Linked DNA regions of Homo sapiens: region 2 is linked to region 1. A link is a loop called in an ENCODE intact Hi-C map of the cell type or tissue named here. Cell type or tissue: psoas muscle. All regions are shown on one strand. Each heading gives the region's core, and the rest is flanking DNA. Links, peaks and the distances in the headings are about the cores only.

What was found. Peaks named below come from ENCODE experiments on the same cell type or tissue, not always from the same donor. Only the 100,000 strongest peaks of a DNase experiment are listed, where the experiment ranks them.
Region 2: it touches region 1 in a loop (2.7-fold over the local background); 28 of 110 quality-filtered maps call a loop at or near these places.

The regions. Positions count from the first base shown.
Region 1 is chr16:70,151,407-70,154,168 of GRCh38, forward strand. PDPR (pyruvate dehydrogenase phosphatase regulatory subunit) reads left to right here. Exons shown (of 19, transcript NM_017990.5): 18 at 1,985-2,167. Among named protein-coding and RNA genes, the nearest start is that of CLEC18C, 21 kb to the right of the region's middle. In psoas muscle, for the core only: no CTCF peak of the experiment used is centred there; a DNase peak (open chromatin) is centred at 1,513.
Region 2 is chr16:70,266,287-70,269,310 of GRCh38, forward strand. It overlaps AARS1 (alanyl-tRNA synthetase 1), which reads right to left. Exons shown (of 21, transcript NM_001605.3): 8 at 1,985-2,093; 9 at 1,373-1,523. Among named protein-coding and RNA genes, the nearest start is that of EXOSC6, 16 kb to the left of the region's middle. In psoas muscle, for the core only: a CTCF peak has its summit at 1,429 (motif pointing left); no DNase peak of the experiment used is centred there.

The DNA.
Region 1 (2,762 bases), core at 1-2,500:
TAAATGATTAAAGCACAGATAATATCAGCGCATGAAATTTCATCTGCTTTTCCACACTCAGAAGTATTACAACAATATGAAGATGAAGAGATTGTTCAAGACTTGGGAAGAATTTAAACAGATGCAGCTGCCATGGTTGGCCTGTGCAGGCAGGTTGATTCTGAAGTGCCACCCAGTGGTTCAGGTGTTGTCACCTGGGTGCTTGTGGTCAAACCTCATCAGGAAGGGGAGGCTCTGTGGCTCTAGCAGCTTCATCCTTGCTTGGAGGCCTTGGTTTCAGCTTTCTGATTTCCCTGGGCTGTTCCCATTCTTATGATTTTTCAAGAGTCTAAGAGATTATTTGTGCCACGCTTGGGTTCTTTATAAGCTGGCTTTTGTCCAGGAAGCTTATGTTTGTCTCTCTGAGAAGAGGTCTTCCAAAACATGGGGGCAGATGGCAGATTCTCGTTTTGTTCACACTAAATCTCTGGTATTTTGTGAGAAAAACGAGTAAATGGTGGGGAACTACTCTTTGAGTAAATGGTGGGGACCCACTCTTCTCTTTGATTTTCCCAGCATTAGTCACGTAGTTGGATCTGGCCCAACACTAGTCACCTGGTTACATCGTTCTTCCTTGGTCATCCTCTTACCTAAAGGACCGGGCATTGAGCTTGAGGTGGGAGAGTACCACATTCCCTGGAGATGCCAGCTGTGTATTCTCCTCGTCCTGCCGCATTCTGTGGGTCTCCTGCACCCACCTTGGCTGATTCAGGTGTTTCCCTTACACACATACCACAGGCGAGTGTTGCATGCAATAGCTTGGATTCCTTTTTTCCACATTTAAAGTTGTCTTCCCGGCACGGTGGCTCATGTCTGTAATCCCAGCAATTTGGGAGGCCAAGGTGAGTGAATCATCTGAGGTCAGGAGTTCGAGAGCAGCCTGGTCAACATGGCGAAACCTCGTCTCTACTAAAAATACAAAAATTAGCTGGGTGTGGCGGCAGCCACCTATAGTACCAGCTACTCGGGAGGCTGAGGCAGGAGATTCACTTGAACCCGGGAGTGGAGATGGCAGTGAGCCGAGATCGCGCCACTTCACTCTAGCCTGGGCAAAAGAGCAAAACTCTGTCTCAAAAATAAATAAGTAAATAAAGTTGTCTTGATCATAGTGGTCTGTTTGGTAGATGCCTGTTCAGCTACAGTGGTGCAGTTCATAGAAACATACTGTGCTAGGATAAAGAACTGCAGTACCACTGAAGCTGGTTCTTTGCTACGTCTTGCTTTGGATTTCATTTTACAGTTTTAAAAGCAAACAGTGTAGTCTCATTTTTGTTGGACTTTAAACTTAACAGCGTATGTTCAGACAGGGATTGAATATTTGCTTTCAGTTTGGAAAACCTTCTGTTCACTGATCTGATAACGTACATGTTTCTGAAACCAAGAAAAGAGCAGCTTGAGAGCCTGAATGCTGTGGGACATGAGCAGGCGAGCCCTGCCTTCCTGGCTCCCCCGCCGTCATCCGATGTGTGCACACGTCTCGAGTAACGTGTGAGAGCTGGGCCTCACAGCTTGGGCCAGTACGTGAGGGAGTAACAGTGGTTGGGAAATTGGAGCAAAAGAACAAAGCCAGAATCAGATGAAGACCATGGAGGGTTGGTGGGCTGTTTTAGAAATGATGATGAGATTGGCCATTTACCAAATGGTGAGAGAGCTTCTATAAATTATTATTTAAGAATTGCTGTAAGCTAGAATCACCACACAAGACATTTTAGAGAGGTGAAAAGACATGGATCCTGTTGTCATGGAGCTTAAGTCCAGGCTGGGGTGACCCCAGCTCATCACTCCTGGGCTGTGCCCTGAGCGTGTCAAGGATGAGACATCCTGGGAGTTTTATACGCCTCCTCTCTTGTCCATGTTAATAGTGTGAGCCATCAGCGCTTCCAGACATGCTCCATGCTTAATTCTGAAGGTCTGCTGCTTATGAACTTTCTGTCTCTTCCTATAGTACGCCCTGCATGTATACAATGAAGTGATGAGTGTTGGCCAGAAATACGGAATCCGGAATGCTGGGTATTACGCTCTTCGCAGTCTCCGAATTGAGAAGTTTTTTGCCTTCTGGGGTCAGGATATAAATAACCTCACCACGCCCCTGGAATGTGGACGAGAGTCTCGGGTGAAATTAGAGAAGGTACTGTGTTTACCCAGACTCCACTTTCACTCAGCATCCCGAGTAGTGAATCTGCACTAGACTAGGAAGAAGAACTGATGTGACAGGAAAAGGGGGAAAAGATTGAGGCCTTGATGTTAGCATCAGGTAAATGAGGACAAGAGTGCCCTGAGAATGAAAACTTTATAGGATAAAATATCTTCAAATGAAAACATAATAATGGTGGCTCACGCCTGAATCCCAGCACTTTGGGAGGCTGAGGCGGGTGGATCACCTGAGGTCAGGAGTTCGAGACCAGCCTGGCCAACATGGCAAAACCCGTCTCTACTAAAAATACAAAAAGTAGGCCGGGCACGGTGGCTCACACCTGTAATCCCAACACTTTGGGAGGCCAAGGCGGGCGGATCACAAGTTCAGGAGATCGAGATCATCCTAGCTAACACAGTGAAACCCCGTCTCTACTAAAAATACAAAAAATTAGCCGGGTGTGGTTGCGGGCGCCTATAGTCAGGAGAATGGCGTGAACCCAGGAGGCAGAGGTTGCAGTGAGCCGAGATCACGCCACTGCACTCCAGCCTGGGCGACAGAGCGAGACTCCGTCTCAAAAAAAAAAAAA
Region 2 (3,024 bases), core at 238-2,737, 120 kb after region 1:
CTGGGCGACAGAGCAAGACTCTGTCTCAAAAATAAAAAATAAAAAAAAATAAATAAAAAAATTGCCAGGCGCGGTGGCGGACACCTGTAGTCCCAGCTACTAGAGAGGCTGAGGCAGGAGAATGGCATGACCCTGGGAGGCGGAGCTTGCAGTGAGCTGAGATCACACCACTGCACTCCAGCCTGGGCAACAGAGTGAGACTCCATCTCAAAAACAAAAACAACCTCACCTGGACAATTTTCTATTTCTTTTTTTTTGAGAGTCTCACTCTGTTGCCCAGGCTGGAGTGTACTGGTGTGATCTCGGCTCATTGCACTCTCCAGCTCCAGGATTCAAGCGATTCTCCTGCTTCAGTCTCCCGAGTAGCTGGGATTATGGGTGCCCGCCATCATGCATGGCTAATTTTTGCATTTTTAGTAGAGATGGGGTTTTACCATGTTGGCCAGGCTGGTCTCAAATTCCTGACCTCAGGTGATCTGCCTGCCTCAGCCTCCCAAAGTGATGGGATTAAAGGTGTGAGCCACTGTGCCCAGCCTTACACATCTATTTCTTTTTCTTTTTCTTTTTGAGATGGTGTTTCGCTCTTGTTGCCCAGGCTGGAGTGCAGTGGCATGATTTTGGCTCAATGCAACCTCCGCCTCCCCGGTTCAAGCAATTCTCCTGTCTCAGCCTCCCAAGTAGCTGGGATTACAGGCGCATGCCACCACACCCAGCTAATTTTTTGTATTTTTAGTAGAGACGGGGTTTTGCCATGTTGGGCAGGCTGGTCTTGAACTCATGACCTCGTGATCCGCCCGCCTCGGCATCCCAAAGTGCTAGGATTACAGGTGTGAGCCACCACACCCAGCTGACAAATCTATTTCTTGATCTGAATGTGTGTTCAATTTGTGAAAATTCATCAAGCTTTTCCCTTGTTCATTATACTTCAATAAAGAATCTTTGGAAACTGGGGAGAAAATCTTTGGAATTAATTTTCCCCAAATTGCAAAACAGTACATACCAAATATTCCCACTTTTGCTTGAAAAATACACACACACAAATATCTACATGTATTTGCATGCAAACAGAGAAGAATCCTGAAGAGTTCTACACCAAACCATTAAGAGTTGTTCCCTCTGAGAAATGAGTGTGGAAAAGAGGATTTTCATTTTCTGAACACTTTTGTATTCTGTATTGTTTGAATACTTTGGCCACAATGATGCATTACTTTTACCATTTTACTATAAATTCCAGTTTGCACCAAAAGCAATTCAATCAAGCTATGTTCAGCCTCAGAGACATGAGAGCCCACAGTCAGTCTGTCAGAAAGGGCTTGTCTTTCCCAGAAAGATCAAACGGCCAGGATGGAGAAGGGCAAAAACTGGTACCTACCGGGAATGGTCTTGCTGTCTCCCAGGCTCTGAATTTTCCTGTCCAGGATGCGACGCCCTCTGCTGAGAGTCTTGAGAAACTGCACCTCTTCTTCATTAATGATGTCCTTCACCATGTCTGGGTCCTTCTTCAGCTCAGGAAATGCATCTCCCTGACAAAGGGGAAGCAAGATGAGGGGCTGGATGAAGCCAGAGACTGTTCCCTGCCCCGTCTTAAAAAAGCTCCTTAGCTGGGTGCAGTGGCTCACGCCTGTAATCCTACCACTTTGGGAAGCCGAGGCAGGTGGATTGCCTGAGCTCAGGAGTTCAAGACCAGCCTGGGCAACACGGTGAAACCCTGTCTCTACTAAAACAGAAAAGATTAGCCAGGCTTGGCGGTGTGCACCTGTAATCCCAGCTATTCGGAAGGCTGAGACAGGAGAATCGCTTGAACCCAGGAGACAGAGGTTGCAGTGAGCCAAGATCACTCTATTGCACTCCAGCGTGGGTGACAGAGTGAGACTCCGTCTCAAAAAACAGCAACAAAAAGCTGCTTAACAGTATGCCCTCTCCCACTCCATCCCTCTTAACGGACTGCTTTAGCACAGAAGGGTAAGCAGAGAAATAAACCTACCAGGGACTGGACGACAACATCCACTAACGTAGCAAAGAAGCCCCTGCTGGCATTGAGCTTTTCATGGGCGTATCGGACAGCTCGGCGGAGAATCCGTCTCAACACATATCTGTAAGAGGCAAAAACTAGTCCCCAACGTTCCCAGCTGAGGGTTTTGTCTTGAGTCCCTTGGAATCCTACCCAAAGCAACACCTCTTTCAGGAACTTTCTTTTATCCTAAGCCTGCTTCTTTCGCATTCCCCAAGGTCATTAATTTTAGCACAAGACTCAGTAACATACCCACAAATACCCGTCAAGGCTTCCCTAGGGTAAACGCTGGTTTGTTTTCCTTTCACATTCAGTTACCCATAGAGGGAGGAAAGATGGACAGACCAGATGTGTACTTGATGCCTGTGATCCCAGGTCCTGCCTGTCAGTAAGAGAGATTCCCAGGGCTGGTCAATACCTACCCTCACCCTGCCCCTGCCAATCTCCTATCAGGCAACTTTGAATACAATCCTTATCATCTGTACTCAGCAGCAGAGATTTAATATAGTGGCAACTCTGTGACACTAGCTGAAACTCCCTTCATCCCTTAAAAAAGGGGTGGGGGATTCTTCCACCTGCCCAAGACAAGGAAACAATAACGAAAGATGGCTTTAAGTTTCATAAAGAGGCCGGGCATGGTGGCTCACACCTGTAATCCCATCACTTTGGGAGGTCGTAGCAGGTGGATCATCTGAGGTCAGGAGTTCGAGACCAGCCTGGCCAACATGGCAAAACCCCACCTCTGGCCGGGCACGGTGGCTCACGCCTGTAATCCCAGCACTGTGGGAGGCCGAGGCGGGCGGATCACCTGAGGTTGGGAGTTTGAGACCAGCCTGACCAACATGGAAGGAACCCCATCTTTACTAAAAATACAAAACTAGGCATGGTGGCTCATGCCTGTAATCCCATCTATTCGGGAGGCTGAGGGAAAAGAATTGCTTGAACTCAGGAGGTGGAGGTTGCGGTGAGCCAAGATCGGGCCATTGCACTCTAGCCCGGGCAACAAAAGCAAA